Regions from separate parts of the Mus musculus genome. Here region 1 is linked to region 2. Evidence: chromatin loops called from intact Hi-C (ENCODE). Cell type or tissue: left cerebral cortex. All regions are shown on one strand. Links, peaks and the distances in the headings refer to the core of each region. The heading gives the core; the rest is flanking DNA. Region 1 overlaps Scmh1 (sex comb on midleg homolog 1). Region 2 overlaps Gm36574 (a long non-coding RNA gene).

Region 1 (9,022 bases), core at 3,691-6,190, 130 kb before region 2:
GTGGAAAGACCAGGTTGACATGAGACTTTCCATTCTTCATGGGGAGCACTTTGCACATAGAGACAACTTATCCATATCTCAAGGCAAGGAAACTGAGGTAGCCATGTCTCAGCTACATCTCTGTGTGACAGCTCTTTCTACTTCATTTTACCCCCTGCTAGGGTAAACACAGGGAGCATGTCTGTCTCAGCCTCATGAAATCTCTCTTATAAAGTCACCTTTTACTTCTTGTTACTGCAATCTTTTTTTTATTTTTCTACACTTTACACACTCTGTGCTGAGGGAGGCTAGGGTTTGAGGATAGTACATCCTTCTGGCTTCCTGTTGGTATTTCTTGATCACCTTCCTATGAAAGTCATGTGCTTCAGAGGCTAAGCTCATATCCAACCATCTGTTCTTTTTGAACACTTATTTATCAATAAAGCTCTGTGTTACATTCCCATATTAAAGAGGTTTTGGTGCATAGCTCACTATTTTGGGCCACCCCGTGGGGCAATCCATTCAACTCTCATACCTCCAGTGACTTTCACCTCTCTTCTACTTCAGATATCTACTGCTAAGGTATCTGTCTGGTGTTTATCAGCATTTGGAACAAACGCTTCAGAATTTTAACCATGCTCTTCTCTGATACCAACTGGTCATCTTTCTAGCTCTCTCTCAGAGCTGTTATATTACAATGCTTAGCTGCCAATGATCCCCACTAAGTTCCTTCTGGTTCCACTGAATTCTTTATGCACTGTCCTCCTTCCTGGTTCTTGCCTTACTAGCACACCATACAACCTTGATTTCCAAACTGTCTTGCCTCACCTCCTATAAGAGACTCTAAGAAACAAAAGAAATCCATAGCTTTTACAAATTAGTCTCTACCCACAGCTGGCCCCTGAGATTTCTGGCAAACATTCTTTTCTTTACCCACTGTCTTTCATTGTCTATATGACTGGTCTACTCTCTCCCCACTCCTAAAGCCTTCCCTCCCTGTTCAGTCCTTTCGATGTTCAGTGCTGGCAGTCTTCTTCCTGTGCCAAAGAAAGTGTATCTTCCAATCCATAGCCTGTGCTCTGGACTCCCACTACTTCCCACCATTCCTTTCTTCTCTGCCTTAACCTCTCACAAGTTCAAGTTATCTATTGGCAATCATGCCCAAGTGCTGTACTCAATAAGAATTTCTTTGGACTCACAGGTTCTCTCACCTGTCTTTATTTTGATCAATTCTCCCTTGATATTTTCTCAATTCATCGCAATACCCTCACCATGTCTCTTGATAAGATTACCAACTACCTACCAATTACTGAGTTGTGTAGGTATTCCTCAGGTCTGCTGCTAAACATTCTTGGAGTGTCCAGCCACCATCCAACCAATGCCCCCTTCTCCTCACACTGGGGGCCTTTCCTGCTGTGCAATCCCCTGTTTCTGCTCCCACTTTTCCCACTTGGCCTACTAGGCACCCATCTTTGGTAAGCTGCTCTTCTCATCCCACCTTTCCTCCTGGGAACTCATTACTTGTAAAGTTTCAACAGTAATTGATGAATGGTCCCAAACCCTTAAGCACTGCACTCTTCCTATGAATCTGACCTGCACCAGCCGCTGTCTGCTGTCTACTCCAAGATGACTCATGCCCCTCCCTCCCTTCCATCTCTAGGTCTTCTGTAGTGAATGGCACCATTCAGCAAACTGTATCTAGATCTCTAAACCTAGGAGACAGTCCCACTTCCTCCTTCCTCACTGTAAACCTAGGAGACAGTCCCCACTTCCTCCTTCCTCACTGTCTTCAAGCTTTTCTAAATTAATCTAGTGAGAAGTTTCTAACACTATCCTAATTTTCAGGCTGTTTTCACTTCGGTTCTGGCCCATTCTCTCTAGTCTTGTCCCTCAAGTCCAGGTTCAAGCCAGCACTCCGTTATTCAGATAGAGTTCTGTTTGTGTCTTGCCTCTGATTACCACTGGTAGCCTAGCTCTGCCAGCATGATCAACTCTAAACTCATCAGTTTGGAAGTTTTCCATACTATAAGCCCTAACTCTGACACTGTTTCAGCAATGCCAAAGCCATACAGTCCTCATGCGGCTGATTCTATGCTCTGCCTTTAGCTCCATTCTGTCCCTTTTTGTTCTAAGTCTTTGGCTCCCAATTTATGGGGTTTTTTTTTGTTTGTTTGTTTGTTTGTTTTTAAACCAAGCCCAGAATACCAATAACATCGCAGATGGCTGGGCAAGGCACAAAGGTGAGTATAGCCCCAGTCCTAACACCCAGTAGGGCAGCAAAACTAGTTCCCCTTAGTACTCTCTGATCCCAGGAACAAGGGAAGGAAGGGCAAAGTCATGAGGCCCACAGAGCCCTAATCAGCTTACCCTTAGAGCAGAGCCTACGCACAGCAGAGACAGTGCTTAATGGGAGGCCACAGGAGGGAAGCAAGGGCCGATAGCCAGGAGTCCGAAGGTTTTGGGATGTGCTGACAAGGTTGGCAGGCTTCAAGGCAGAATCCATCAGGTCTGAGTGTGTCTCCAAGGACCGGGCCAGGCTATTCCCCAGGACAAAGGTTTCACCTGGAAAATAATAAAACCAGAGTTAAAGTAGGGACTAGCTTGGAGGGACTGGCAGAATGCTGGCTCCAGGTACCTTCCTGAGTGGAACAAGAGGCAGCAAGACATAAAGCCCTACAAGGACTCAGGACACCTGTGTATCACTCCTGTTTCTGGCTCAGGAGCTCAGGACTTGGATTCCTCCCTGGACTCTCTTTCTAGACTGTTCCTTTTGGCCTGAGATAGTAGTAGTTCTTCCTTTTCTGGATAAGGACAACTGAAAAGGAATAGAGTTACTTTAGGCGGAAGATAATTCTTTAGTCCTAAGATGCTACAATGAGGATAAGGGCTGTGGGAAGGATGCAAATGCTCAGAGGAGGCTTCTGGATGTGTGTGCCCATGCACACACACGTCGAGGCCAGAGGATCCTGAGTGTCTTCCTCTAGCATTTTCTGCTTCATTCTCTTGAGACAGGATTTGTCACTGAGCCTGAAGTTCACTGTTTTTTGAACTAGGCTAGCTGGCTAGTGAGATCCCAAGATCTGCTTGTCCTTGACCCCCAATGTTGGAGTTACTAGCACATATAGCCACAATTACTTTTTAACGTGGGCAGTAGGGATTCAAACTCAAATCCTCACTATTTCAGAGCACGTGCTTTTAATTACTGAGCCAGTAAATCCCGACAGGAGGGTTCTTTAGAAGCAGATGCTGATCAGCAGGACATCTCAGAAATACTCCATGACAGCTGATTAGAAGCCTGTCTGCAGAGAACCTGTTCCTTCGATGCCCCTAGTCCTTTATCTGTACTGACCTTGTTCCACAGAAACATTCCAAGAAGCCAGGGGAGCTCAGGCACAGGGACTCAGATCAGGGTAAGAACTTGACTCTGACACTTAGCAGACTGCTTCTTACTACACTGTGGGAAACCCTGAGACGTTTATCCACACACAGGAAGCCTTCCAAGGGGTTTGTGAACATCTGAAAGCCTTTGAGAAGGGAATCCCATGACAATTATGCACCTCTATGGACAATATCAGACAGCAGGACCCAGTCACCAGGTTGTGGATCTAACCTAAAGCTTAGGATGGTATACTGACTAGTCTTATGCAACTTGATACAACCTCGAGTTATAGGATAGGAGAGACTTTCGGTTGAGAATGCCTCCATAAGATCATTTTGATGGGGGAGGGCCCAGCCCACTGTGCACCGTGCCGCTCCTGGGCTGGTGGTCGTGGGTTCTATTAGAAAGCAGGCTGAATAAGCCATGCGGAATATAATATTCTCTAGATTCAGTGGTTCTCTGACCTCTACTTGAAAAAAACTGCTCATCTACCCACCCTCAATGACTGACTGTTCTCGTAGAAGATTTTTGGCAAATATGTCACTGTTGAGAGTTCTAATGGCTAAAATGCCCTCTTTTTTTTTTTTTTTTAAAGCTGAAATCTGTCTTCTTACAAATTGTCCCCCATGTTCTACTCTCTGTACTCTGAGTCTTGCCTGTCTTCCCAGGTTCCTCTGGGAGTATTTGTTACCCATGACTTTTCTCCATATTTATTTCCCACCCTTTCCCCTTTCCTCGCTCACTTGCTTGCTACCTTCCACTAGGAATGCTTGTAAGGTACCTCCTTGCAGTAAGATCTAGAGAAGAGCTGCCTTTTATTGATGGTGTGTATACACAGCAAGGACCTCATTTCTGCCCGCTGATATCCAGCAGAGCAGTGGCACAGCCTCATTTGTCCAACATCACAGCAGAAAAGCTAATTTACACTACCACGATGGCTAGAGAGCTTCCATCTCTGTCTGGATAGATAAGCAAGCTGACTCCCAGAAAAAGGGCGCTGAGGATGGATGGATGATTATGCCAGAAACAACTCAAGTCACTGAGTACTGGGAACAAAGGAACTACTTCCCCTAGCACATGGCAGCCCAGAAATCTCAAAGCAGCAGATCTAGAAGTTAATGCAAGGTAGATTCCAATCATAGCTAATGTCAATAGCCATAGTAACTAGCTGAATTAAAATAAATGTCCTGCCTCATGTTGCCATTATTTTAGGGAATCCAAAGGAGCCCCTTCACATGCCTGGTACTTGACCCAGAACACGTAACGCTGCAGAAGGGATTCTACTGTTAGCCTGCTCTCACTCAGGAGTCCTCTCATCCACTGCCTTTCATGCTCTTTGCTGATCATAAGCAGCTGGGCTGGAGCATCTCTGATCCATGCTTTCTCTCTTAGCTTCAGAGTGCAGGAGTTGAGTGAGTCTGTATTACCTCTGTCTCCTAAAATCCAATATGGAATCTGTCAAAGAGTGAGGATTTATAAATGTTTGATGACCTAAAGCTAAAATGCCTGGACTGGGTTCTTCAAAATGCCAATCAGAGAAGACAGAAAGAGTAGAGAACAGCTCTAGATAAAAGAAGATTAATAGACAGGAGAGTAAAAGGCACCAAATGATCCAATAAAAATCTCTTACTGGATTCTAAATTATAGAAAACAAAGCAAAACAAAAACAGCTACAATAGACATCATTGAGATGACTGGGAAATTTTTCATCTGGATGATATAATAGCCCAGGAGTATTTTATTTACATTTATTTTCTTTTTAAAGATTTATTTCTTTATTTTATTTACATGAGTGCACTGTAGCTGTCTTCAGACACCCCAGAAGAGGGCATCAGATCCCATTACAGATGGTTGTGAGACAACATGTAGATCTCTCCAGCCCCTACATTTCTTGAATACAAAAATTAATGTTCTTCTTTCTGCCCTTCCACCACCCTTTCTGCCTCCCACTTTCCCTTCTTCCCTCTTCACTCTTTCTGACGCAGGGTTTCACTGTGTACCTCAGGCTACCCTTTAACGTGTGAACCTCTCCCCTCAAATTCCTGAGGGCTGGGATTACAGGTATGTGCCTGTATTCTATGCTCTTTAAAAGAGGTATGTAGAAAAATATTTTTTTTAAGATTTATTTATTATTGTATCTAAGTACACTGTAGCTGTCTTCAGATGCACCAGAAGAGGGCGTCAGATCTCATTATGGGTGGTTGTGAGCCACCATGTGGTTGCTGGGATTTGAACTCAGGACCTTCGGAAGAGCAGTCGGTGCTCTTAACCACTGAGCCATCTCTCCAGCCCCTAGAAAAATATTTTACTTGTTAGCTGGGCCATGGTGGCACCTGGGAAGAAGAGGCAGGTAGATCTCTGTGAGTTCAAGGGCAGCATGGTCTATAGTCCTAGTTCCAGGGCCACACAAAGAAATCCTGTCTTGAAAAACCAAAACAAACAATCAAGATAAAATTTCACTTGCAGTTAATTCTTGTGTGTTAAATAAACAAAAGTCATGTACATAGATATGTATTAAATATATAGATACCAGTATATGTGTGAACAGTGCAACAGAGCAAATGCTACAAAAAGTTAAAAGTGACTCTTCGTGAAGATGCGTTTTACTTTTGTTGTAATTTTTCTATAGGTTTGAAAGTTTCTAAAATAGAGCAGTGAGAACAGTAAATCTCAGTTCAGGTAAGGAAACTTAACAGGATATGAACTTTTGATGGTTCTCTGTTACATTGTAAGTACATGGTCAGCTGAGCCAAGTCCACAGATGTCGTAGGGCAAGGTGGTGGCAAGGCAGGAAGGGGAAAGGGCTCCAGGAAATGTGGGGGAATGGCAACAAAACAGGTTTAAAGGAAAAACAAACAAAAAAAGCTACAGATACTAATGGGGCTCTGCAGAGGGCCGGTAAATAACCAGAAAAATATAGGTGCCAATGAGGTATCAGAGCAGAGGAACAGGCAGGCAGAGAAGACAAGCTACAGAGAGGAGGAGTCAGAAGTCTAGACAAAGGCCTGGCTTGTCTGGGCACAGTTAAAACTACTAGTAAGAAGTAAACAGAAGGCAGGATGCAAGTAGACAACATGCTGAAACCTCCCATGAAGAACAGCTTGGTGGGCAGAGAGGCTCAGAGTTGGTGCAGCCTGTCTGACATGGGGTTGATGGGACACAGTCACAGCTAGAAAGGGTACCCCTACTCTTCTTCATGACTAGAGGCCCACTGCGGGCATGCCCCCAGCAGCCGCTGTACTTTCCCAGTTCATGAGGGGCAGTGTTCTAAGTTTCTTCTCTTTGTGCAGCTCCCTCTCATGCACCTCCTCTTTCAGATTTCCAGTCAGGCCTTTCATTAGGGAAACAGAGCCCAGGGCTCCCAAATGACAATGGCTGAGAATATTTAACACGTTGTCTTTGTCTGTTCCAACTCCAGCCTATCCAATACAACATTCTAACTGAAGGACTGTTCTTATAGGTTCTGATGTTTAAAAAAAAAAAAAAAGCAATTTAGAGCAGGTAGTTTAAGAAGTTTCCTCTGAAGAAAAGAACCACCTGAGAGGCATGAGACAGCTGCAGGGCCCAGATGTTTGGTTGACATGCAGGCAAAGGAGTAGTTTAGGTATCTTTTCACCTCAAATCACATAAGCAATCCTCATTTGTGGCAGAAGTATAGAGGGGTCAGAGGAGACTGGTTGTGTGGTCTCTTCCCTGAGTACATTCTCTAGAAGTGATACTTTCGTCAGAAGTCTTTTCATTAAGAGTCTGATGAAAAGACATCAGGAAAGGGAGTGTGGGAGTGAGACCCATGCAGAAGCCCCAGGCACCTTTCAGACTCACGAACCTGAGATAGACAGAGTAGCCCCAGGCTGACGTACCTCCTCTCTACTCAGGGCACCATCACAGGTGTCTTTTAAAGAACAATTCCTCCCATTTAACAGCAACCTACCTCTCTCTGTTTGGACCAAGCTTTCCTCCCTCCCTCGGTTCTGTGTCCTGTATTCCAGATCAGAGCTGCCGAGCTCCACTCATTCTTCAAGCACTCTGGGAAGTGCTTAGTCACTGACCTAGCCACGTGGCATCCGCTTTCTCATTGTGGCTCTGGTATGTTAACTAAAAAGTTATTTTCCAGCCTAGTTGGAAACAGCAGGAACTTGAATGGACTTGTTAGACTGGCAATGCTAGAAGTTAGGGCCACATGCCAAAGAAAAGAATGGATGGCCAATCAAAAGGAACAACTTCCTCCATCTCTAGCCTAAGAGTAAACCTTGTAGCTAGCAAAGGAGAGCTGCATGAGGCCTCTGATTCATACTGAGAGATGTGCTGGGGCTTCTTGGGCTGCACAGAAGGAACCCATAGGACAACTTCTCGAGACAGGGGTCCAGAGGAAAGAGAGATTCTAGAGTGACAGCAAAATTCTGAAGACTTAAAGTGGCAGAAACCCAAAACCCCCTAGATTAACCCAGATGTGGCAAGGGTAAAGGGCAGAAACCAGATCTCCGGAGTGTGGGTGCTAGGCTCGCAGGCGCTCCTGGCTGCACAGCCACAGCTCAGCCCAGTCCCCATCCCAGCTCCTACCTGGTAGGTACCTGTCGTGGTTGTGATTATACTCTGTGGCAGTGAGTGATAAGTGAGTCTGTGTAAAGGGCTGGTTGCCAAACAGATTGTCACTTCGAAGGTTGTGGCAGAGCTTCTCCAGGAAACGGAGGACATAGGTGATGCTGTTGACTGCTGGGAGGTTCAGAGTGTGCTGTTCCCGGTCAAACACGGCTGTGGAGTCAAGTACACAAAGAAGTAAGTTGTACAACGATGGGTCGTGCCGGCTGGAGAAGCTCAGCTCATGTGTGTCTTAGGCTTGGCAGGTTACAAAAGGCAGTGCCAGGCTGCTTGCCCACTTGTTTTCTTCCTGCTCTTTTCCTTGCTCAAGGGCTTTGATTTTTGCCTCTAACTCCAAAGGGCGTGTAATCATGGGAGTGCCAGGCCAGGTCTGTTGCACCCTCAGGGCTCTGGTGTGGTCTGACTCAACCTGTGCAAACAACTATGAACATAATGCTATCTGCTTCATCACCTGGCTGGGCCTCTTTCAGGAAGTGCGCTCACCTAGGGTGCTGTGTTCACAAGAAATCTGCCCAACAACAGGGAGGCTATGCCGAAATAATACTGCTGTTGTTAGCAGCGGCCTAGACATACAATTTCCAATCTACATCAGGATACTGGATTTGGACAACATTGGGAAATGTTTCACACTTGTTATTTTTACATACTAATTTCTATCAAAATATTGTCATAATTTTTAAAAAGCAAAAGGCTCATGTAAGTGTCTTTGAGGGAAGTGAGGAAATGGAAATCTGGGGAGATAAATCACTCAAGAAAGTTTTAAAGAGGAAGAACTCTAGGCAGTAGAGGTGAAGAGCAACTGCAGGCAGTTAGGACACCTCAGACCCTGCAGACGGCTGCAAAGGAGGCCAGAGAGTGGTCTGGGCCTCAAGACCTGGTTTGAATGTATCTGCAGTACCCATCCTCCATGCATCCAGTGACTGTCTGGACTTGCCTCTGTAACATTTCTGTTGTCACCCTTCTATAGAGTATGTAGATTTTCTTTTCCACCATTGCAGACATGAGTCTGTTTTCCCTTTTCCTGGCTAGTGTTTGGCAGAAACCTCTGCCACACAGTAAAGGCTC
Region 2 (9,022 bases), core at 2,925-5,424:
CAAAGACACAAAAGCATCCTTTTGGGAAACCTCGGGGCACTGGAAGAGTGGAGCAAAGTGGGCACGTCAAGTCTTCTTAGAGCCCAGATTGTCAAAGGTCTTGGTTGTTCAACTAAACAGTTTGGACTGTTTACCTCAAGTGGGCATTCAAGAGCCATCAGAGGTGTTCAGCAGGATATTTGATTTTTAAAAGTGAAGCTGTAGCCCAGACGGCTGCCAGGGCTGTACAAAAAAGCTGCATACCAGAGACAGGAAAGACGGAGAACATACACAGTGAACCTTGTGCCTGTCACAGTTGAACTTGAGCCGGTTCTTTAAACTCTCAAAACCTTTTGGGTCTTAAACTTATAAATTGAGATATGGGGAGAACACACCCAAGCTGAGAAAGATGAAACAGGCTTCTGAACATCAACATGACGTATTAAAAGTTTCACATTCTGGAGTTTTGGATTAAGGATGCCCAAGCAGGAAAGTCCATGCTAATATTCCAAAATAGAAGAAACTCCGAAGTCTGAGACTTCTGTTCCCAAGTATTTTAGATAAGAGGTATCCAGCCTGTAAGACACCTACTTTGTAAAGCACTCAACAAAAATGATGTGAGCTGCCCTAGTTTTGGTTTTGTTACTGTGATGAAAGACCTTGACAAAGCCGGGCGTGGTGGCGCACGCCTTTAATCCCAGCACTCGGGAGGCAGAGGCAGGTGGATTTCTGAGTTCGAGGCCAGCCTGGTCTACAAAGTGAGCTCCAGGACAGCCAGGGCTATACAGAGAAACCCTGTCTCGAAAAACCAAAAAAAAAAAAAAAAAGACCTTGACAAAAAGCAACTTAATGGAGAAAGGACTTATTTTAGCTCACAGTTCCAGGCCACACTCCATTACTGGGGCCAGTCAAGGCAGGAACTTGAAGCAGCTAGCACACAGGCAAGAGTGGAGAGAAGTCAATGTGAGTCTGTACAGTTTTTAGTGAGCTTTCTCTGCTCTTATGTGGTCCAAGGCTCGGAACTAGAGAATGCTGTTGTCTACTTCAGGCTAGGTCTTCCCATGGTGATTAAGGCAGTCCATGTAATTCCTGCCGGACATACTCACAGGCCAACCTTTCCATTCCTGCCAGACATACTCACAGGCCAGTCTTTCCCTAGGGAGTTCCTCATTCAGGTGATTTAAAGTGTGTGCTCAGTAAGTGAGCATCGTCACCCTTCCCCTTCCTCCTAAAAGACAGATCAGACAGAGTTCTGCTCATTGAATGGTAGTCAAACAATGGCAGGCATTCCCTTGGAAGGGCTGAATGCACTTGTGAATACATTCAAGAAAGGTGCTTATTTTGTAGAAAGGGAGATGAACGAGCTAAATCTCTGAAATTCATTTCTTGCTCTTAGAGTCCATTTCTGCCACCTTCAGGGTCCTAGTACTGGGGAAATTGCCAAGAGTCTGGGAGATTTTAGTGTTGATCTTGGACCAAAGGGAACTTGTCTTACTTGAGTGAGCATTCATGACTGCAGTGTAGAACCCAGAAAGACCTACTGTAAACTTACCAGTCTCTTGGAAGTAACGATCATACAGAAGCGAGAATGCGGGGTCGGGCTTAGAGGGCTGCACCTCAGAGGTGGAAGTTAAGTTAAGGATTTTGCTCTGTGGGCCTGAATGGGTCATGGCCATGTCTTGGCCTTGATTTCCCCATCAGAATCTAGCTTTGAGAGTCCTTTTAGTTCTAATCATCTTGGATTCTGGGAATCTAAGTTACTAAGATCATGAAACTCTGGCTATATAAACATCAAAAAATTCCAAGTATTCCTGCAGCAACTGTATGATTCCTAGGTTATTCGTGTGCCTCAGTCTCACAGCGTTAATTTCTATCTAACACACTTTTCTAGATGTGTCACGCACACTGGGGGCAAGACTTGCTTGACATTCTTCTTAGAATCAAAATTTGGGAATTCAATGTATTTCAATTCTCAGTGTTAACTCAGCTGCAAATAGGATTATTTCGTATTTCTGGTTGAGAGAGAAAGCACTTTCTCCAGTATGGCACGAAAATAAAAATGTCAGTCATCTGTCACAGAAGAGAGAGATTGTTTTTATCCCTGAGCTAACTTCAGGGCACAGAAGCTGCCTCATTTGGAAGCAGACAAAGACAGAGACTAGGTATAGGACAATGTTGCTTTTGTGCTACGCTTCCCTTCCCGCTCCGGAATATTCCTGCCAGCTCCTCTGACGGAAGCTGTCCCTCCCCATCTCTGGGAGAACAAACACCTCCATTTGCTTTCCTTGCACTTTCGAGTGTTACAGCATTGATCATAGCACATGATGGTTAGTGACTGCCTGTGATTTCAATTCTCCTCAAAAGGAAAAGGCCACTAAAGTTTGGTGACCTTCTGCAGAATGCTGGGTGTGTGTACTTTAAGTCATCCATGTGAAGCTGTTGTTATTTCCTATCTTAACTAAGAAAGGTCAAGTTAAGTGGCTTGGTCAAGGTCAAATGGCCAGTAAGTATCTGAGTCTGGCTTTGAATTAGGTTGTTTTGGGTTACGAAATGTGTTTGGGATTATTCATGCCCTTTTCTTGTTTTCTTGACTTCTCTGTAACCTGAACTCTTAGTATGGGGCCGGCCTTTGGTAGATATCAATTACCATTGTTGAATGACAACCCCATTCTGTTCATTCAGTCGACAAAGATTTCCTGAATGGAGCAAAGCTTTCAGAGAGCTACAACAGAGGGTAATTGGATGGGGATCAAACTAGCCTTTCCTTGACTTGCAGTGAGCTAGAAACATCTGCTTTGAACCAAATGCTCTCATTAGCCTTGTGGGAGACTCTGCTCAGTGGGAGGCTGTGGTACTCTTTTGACAGGGCCAGCTGGCACCATAGACTTATTTAAGCCAAATTAATTTCACATCTTTCTAACAATCTCACTTTAAGGTCCTCATGTCATAGGAGAAGTAGGAGTCAAAAACAAGTGTCACACATTTGAAAAGAGCTATGATAGGGACTGTACAAGACTCTGAGAGCAGAATGGAGGGAGGGATTCATACTGCCTACAAGAATTAGAGGTTCAGTTGTTGTTTTTAAGAGAATTAAGGGAAAATTCAGGGGAAGGTGACATTCCAGCTGAGACCCAAAGGACAATCAGTTTTGTTTATTTTCCAAGGAGAGAAAAGAAAAGGACATTCTTGGGGAAGAACATGCAAAGGGAGGGGAGTGTCCCCTGGAAGCATCAATGGTCCTCTTTGGTGGCACATCAACTATGAGGGGACAATAGCAAGAGAAGAGAGAAGGATTCTTAGTCAGGCCAGGGAGCCCAAGAGTCTTGAATGTCTAAGGATTAAGATTGATTTTGTAGATATCCAAAGACATTCCAGTGTCCCCATGAACTAAGCTTCTAAGTGTCAGCTAAGTTTATATCTTCGTCTCCAAAGTCCTGACACTGAGCAGACTTAGCAGCAGTAGGAATGTGGTGGAAATTGAAATTCTGGATTCTAGTCTTACAGTGCTATTTAATCCCATTGGCTGCTGCCTCTCTTTAGGCTTTCTCTTAAGTAAGGCAAACTAGCGTATATATGTACATATACATGGGCATGGACATGTATATGTCACACACACACACACACACACACACACACACACACACACACACACACACAATTTACTCTGCCTCAAATATGCTCAGTAGTTTTGTCAGTGAAATCCCCCAGAAGGTTTACCTCCACTTCTGCAGTGAGCAGGTTGTTAAGTCAATCACCTATCATCTCACTTCTTTGTTATGCAATTGAGGTTTACATCACTCCTTCCCTGACAGTGTGGAGGGGGGAGGGAAGACTTACTTCTAACTGGTAGACTCAGCATACATGGAAGGATGGAGTGGGTAACAAAGTCCTTTCCCATGAAAGCATGGTACCTGTCTTGCAGAGTCTTAACGCCTGTCTTAGTGCCGTTGTTGGCTTTGAAGAAGTCAGCTACCATGTGCTGGGCTGCCTGTGATGGGAGACCTCCTAGTCAAGGAACAGAACTGAAGGTGGCCTGCCTGTCAGCCAACAAGAAGCCTGACCTGTCCATCCTGCCACTGGAGGAACTGAATTCTGCCCAAACCACAAGCCCTATGGAAGCAGATCTCTCCCTAGCCAAGCACAGAGGAGACCCCAGCCCTGGAAAATGCCTCCATCTGTTCCTGACCCACAGAACCCAGGTCACCGGCATGTGGATTAAGTCTCTGAGCTTGTGGTAGTTTGCTGTAGAAGTGCATTCGATTCCTGACCAGCAGCCTAATGGTTTGTTTATAACTCCATGCTGCCTCCCTGTGGCAATCTCCAATTAGTAGCTGTGTGTATCTGTGTGTGTGCTTTTAGGTTTTTTTGTTTGCTTGTTTTTTTTGTTTTTCGAGACAGGGTTTCTCTGTGTCACCCTGGCTGTCCTGGAACTCACTCTGTAGACCAGGCTGGCCTCGAACTCAGAAATCCACCTGCCTCTCAAGTGCTGGGATTAAGAGCGCCATCACTGCCCGGCTTGTTTTTTGTTTTTATTTTCCTTTGTGTGGCTTGTACCTTCTTATGATAGGTGTTAACTTGATGGCCTATAGGATGCTTACATACCTGATTGAGTTTTATTCCTGGGTATGCCTATAATGGTGTTTCCAGAGGAGACCAGTATTAGGATTGACTAAAGCAGAGCCACCCCCACCCTCTGCCCTGCCCCTCCCCAGTGTGTCTGGGCAGCGTGCATGCTGTTGAGGGTCAGAAGAGAACAGAGAGGCAGAGGGAGATTACTCGGAGCTGGGACACTGACACTCTCCTGCCTTTGGTGCTCTTGTTCCTCAGACTTTAAGATCTGGACTGAAATGAGCTACACAAGTAGGAGTCCTGTGTCTCCAGATATTACACAGTGGAGTGTGGAGCTCTTCAGCATCCAAGACCTTACTAGTCTGTCTGTCTGTCTGTCTGTCTGTCTGTCCTGTTATTCTTCTGCCCATCTTCCCTATTGGTTCTCTTCTCTGGAGAACCCTGACACTTAGGGTTTATATTCAGTATTCACATTTAAAATCCCTGCTCAACAAGAAATACTTAGTAATTTTCAGCACAGCCAGAGACAGTCCTCAGAACGCTGAGAAGAGCCACTAGCAAGAATGAGCTAGCTGAGGAAAGGACATCTACCCAGTGCTATGTAAGCAGTTAGCTTTCACTGCATTCTGCTTGGTTTTCTCAAACCTCTGAGGCTGGTTTTATAGAGGGAGAAACAGAGTCCTGGAGAGGTTAGGGGACTTATCTTTTATTACACACATCAAATTAATTAGATCCAGGCTCTAACTTAGTTCTTCTACCTTCAAACGGCTTAACCAACTAAGAGTCTCCCATGCATTTCCATGTATTATAATAGATCCTTTCAGAAGATCTAGCAGGCAAACTCACCCCTAAAGTTCTAAAGGTGATGTGGGCAGGAGTCTGTCTGATTCCAACGTCTGTGCATCACTGGGTTTCTAACATCACCTCAGAGGAATAGAACCAAGATGGAGACTCTAGCTTCCCCTACCTTCAGCTAGCATACGGCAGGCATTCTGGAAATAGAGACAGAATTTTATCTTCTTTGATGGTCTAACCTTTTCTGTGTGTAGCTGAGGTGTCCCTTGATATGACAGAGTGGATAAAAAATGTTGTGACAACCAAACTCAGACACCAAAGTATCATCTTAGGAGACCTGGTAGAAAATGCAGATCCCAGGGTCCCCCTCTATAAGCTCCTGGCTCAGAACAGCCCAGCAAACATTGTCACTAGGATCCTCTGGTGGTTCTGATACCTACAGTCACAGACCACATGAATATTAATGGAAAATTCACAGTTTGCCTGTTCTCTGACAGGAGTTCTTCCCAAGCAACCCCACTCATACTTATTATCCCTTCTCCTGTGGAGAGAAGAAGCCAATGGTGTGCTGGCAAATGTTTGAAAATTGAGCCTTTTTTAACAACCCAAAGTAAAAAAGGACAAAGGAATCCTGTCTGTAGCATTTGCTGACATCTACAGTGGAGAGTCATACACCAAGGCTGATGTAGCTATCGCTAGGCCTTCCCTTAACACTGGACAAAGTAGAAGCAACTGGCTCCCCTCCCATTGGTGGAAACCCAGACAGAAGCAGGGCCTCACTTCCTCTGGACCCAGTTTCTTTACAGAGTGAGAATTCATGAAGGACAAGGGTGCTGTCCTCAGAACAGTGTTACCTGTTAGCCTGTGGGTTATGTATAGGGCCGGGGGAGGCTGCATTGAGGCAGTTGGGTTGCCTGGAAAGGGTGGGCCAGCTCTCTCATCCCTTCTTTCTGGGTGTGGAGGTGCTCACAGCCTGGATAGAGCAGGCAGGGAATGAGGGCACAGTCCTGCTTGGCATGTCCTCCACACTTAACTCTGTGGACTTACTTCCTTGTCTCCTAGCTGGGAGACAGATATAGTACTCTACCTCCAGGGTAGTCACGGAGGAATCAATGATACAGACTGGCAGGCAGATAGGTTCCTACAAATATTCACCTCTCCTTGTCCTGCTTTCTTTTCCTGCCCATGGAAGTGATTGCCCAGATTTTGCTAGAGACTGGTTAGACCAGGGGCTCCATGTCTCTAATCCCCAGGTTAGTAATTTACCCACTCTGTATAATCTAAAGAAAAGATCTTGTGACCAAAAAAAAGTGTATATGTGCAAGTTTCTATCTGTTCCTCCATTATTATATGGCACAGGGATGAGCATCTACCATTTAAATCTTTTCTAACATTTCACACCAAGGCTTCCCAGAAACACATCCTGTAGTCAAAGCTGCGTGATCCCACACTGTACAAAGGCCAGGGCACACCATGGGAGCGTGTGCTGGCAGAGGGTGGAGGTAACTCTATAGTTAGTGGTCTTTTTAATTTTTATCTAAGAGAGGGAAGACTGGAGCAGGGCTGAAGCTGTAATTGGTAGAGCCCTGGAGACACCCCTTTTGCTCAGGGGAGGAGATGTTTGATCGTTTTAATAATCTTGACCAGTGTTCTGGTCCCTGTCAGTGCTCAGGCAGTTACAAGATGATATCGTTTGTCTCTATGTATTGTAATAATAACAATTTTATCTGTCTTGGTGTTCTGTGAACTCCTGAATATTCCCTAGGAGGATCCCGCAGCCTGGCCATGAGTGCTGGGCCAGCAAACCCTTGGCATGGCCACCTTTTCCTCCATATTCCCACGGCATCAGCTGAGGTCTTAGGCACAATCGCACACTTCACCACATCTCAGCCCCATGGTGACTCTGGGAAGACCTTTGTCTCTGTTTTATGGAGGAGTGGCTTTTCCAATTCATGCTGTTGCACAAATGACAGAGTCTGGCCAGGTCCGTGGTGGTGCACACGTTTAGTCCTAGCTCTCCAGAGGCAGGTGGATCTCTGTTGAGTCTAAGGCCAGGCCAGTTACATAGTAAAACCCTGTCTAAAAACAAACAAACAAACAAACAAACAAACAAACAAACCAGTGTCAGGGGACATGTCAATAGAAAGTCCAGGAACACCCTAAGTCTTCCTTCTTGGTCCGGAAGTGCTGTTGCTGTTGACTGGTCTGGCACACCCTGTCCAGGCTCTGACTCGCAGCCATGTTCATCAGCACAGTTCTGTGGAGTTTGAGAGGGTGATGGTCTTGAGCTGCAGGCTTTCTAGTGACTCCCCAGTGTGCCTGAGAACAGGTGGCTCTCTTCCCTTACACCTCCGTTTCTTGCCTTCCATCCTTCCCCTCCCTTCTTTTCTTTCCTCTTCTGTTTCTCCCCAGCCCTGCCCCCAGTACAGGATGGAATTTCGAGTCTCCGACTTGCTGGGAAAATGCTACACCTTGGAGCTATGCCCCCAACCCCTCAGTTTCTTCTTCTAATGCCCTCAGAGCTCCTCACTCGGGACACCTGAGAAGAAGTACTTGGGTGGATGAGGAAGTGTGGTGTGTGGACGAATGGCTGTCTGGTAGGTGGAAATGGCTGTCTCGGGACTGTGCTGCCTTTTCTGTTTTCCCAGCTTTTCCCCCACTAGGGTTCTGGGTACCCGGAGGTCTCCTGGCCTGGTTGCCCAGCAGTAGCAGTAGCTGACATACTACACTTCCCAGTAGTGGAGTCCCATCATCTCAGCCTTATATCTTGCCATTCTGCCCTTGGGTGATGGCCAGTTTCAGCCACTGCTCCCAGCTGCTTCCTCCAGTGGCTCCATCTCTGCCTGCCCAAGTGCCTGAGGCAGGGGTCCCTCAAGACCATGCCTCGAGAGGAGCTTGAGGCACACCTTAGAAATGATCTGGTCCAGGCTGGAGAGAGAGTTCAGCCATTAAAGGCTAGACTCACAACCAAAATATAAGAAATGATATGGCTCAACTGTCTCAGGCCCAGAGAGGGGATACAATTTCTCTACAGTTACACAGCAGCTTAACCTGAGACACAAGCAGCAACAAGGTCTCCTAGTGGCTAGCTCTTCTTCCCTCATCTGGCAAGCCTAGATTTGTGTAAAGCCTGTGATTTCTGGTACATTTGATGGGTTAATTCTGTACACATTTATTGAGCAGGTTTTTGTGCTTTGTTTTGGAGGCAACAAGAAGAAGAAAGCCCTGTCTGTGTTTAGAGGACAGTTATCAAGTAGAGGTGAAAAGCAGATACTAATGACATCACATTTGTATCTAAGTAAACCTAGCAAAGTAGACAAAACACTGCCAGAAGATGGTCTGGGAGAAAGGACCTGCTAAGGAATGGGGTGGGGAGTGTCAAGATGTCTGAAGTATGAGTTCACCATGCAATCTCAGATGTCATGACCATGGAGGTATGGGTCAGAAGAACACTATCATCATGTCACCTACCAAGCAAAGAAAATTTTAGAGTAGAGCCCAAATCTCCAAGTATGTAAAGGCAATGTTGGGCAGTCATGAAGATGGACTCACGGCTGTTGTTTTTCATTTTTCATCTTGTATTATCTGTGGTCGTAGTGCTTTGAGACAGGGACTCCCAGTGGCCTGAGCTTGCCAAGTGGGCTAGGCTAGCTGGTGGCAGCTCCAGAGCTCCATCCAC

Evidence for each region. A loop is a pair of places that touch in the nucleus more often than their neighbours do. Peaks named below come from ENCODE experiments on the same cell type or tissue, not always from the same donor. Only the 100,000 strongest peaks of a DNase experiment are listed, where the experiment ranks them.
Region 1: it touches region 2 in a loop (2.6-fold over the local background); 7 of 42 quality-filtered maps call a loop at or near these places.

The regions. Positions count from the first base shown.
Region 1 is chr4:120,515,974-120,524,995 of GRCm38, reverse strand. It overlaps Scmh1 (sex comb on midleg homolog 1), which reads right to left. Exons shown (of 18, transcript NM_001379185.1): 14 at 7,919-8,110; 15 at 2,347-2,541. Among named protein-coding and RNA genes, the nearest start is that of Slfnl1, 12 kb to the left of the region's middle. In left cerebral cortex, for the core only: a CTCF peak has its summit at 5,184 (motif pointing right); no DNase peak of the experiment used is centred there.
Region 2 is chr4:120,382,920-120,391,941 of GRCm38, reverse strand. Gm36574 (a long non-coding RNA gene) reads left to right here. Exons shown (of 9, transcript XR_868086.1): 3 at 3,902-4,260. Among named protein-coding and RNA genes, the nearest start is that of Gm36574, 9.7 kb to the left of the region's middle. RefSeq lists an enhancer at 1-339. In left cerebral cortex, for the core only: a CTCF peak has its summit at 4,294 (motif pointing left); a DNase peak (open chromatin) is centred at 4,263.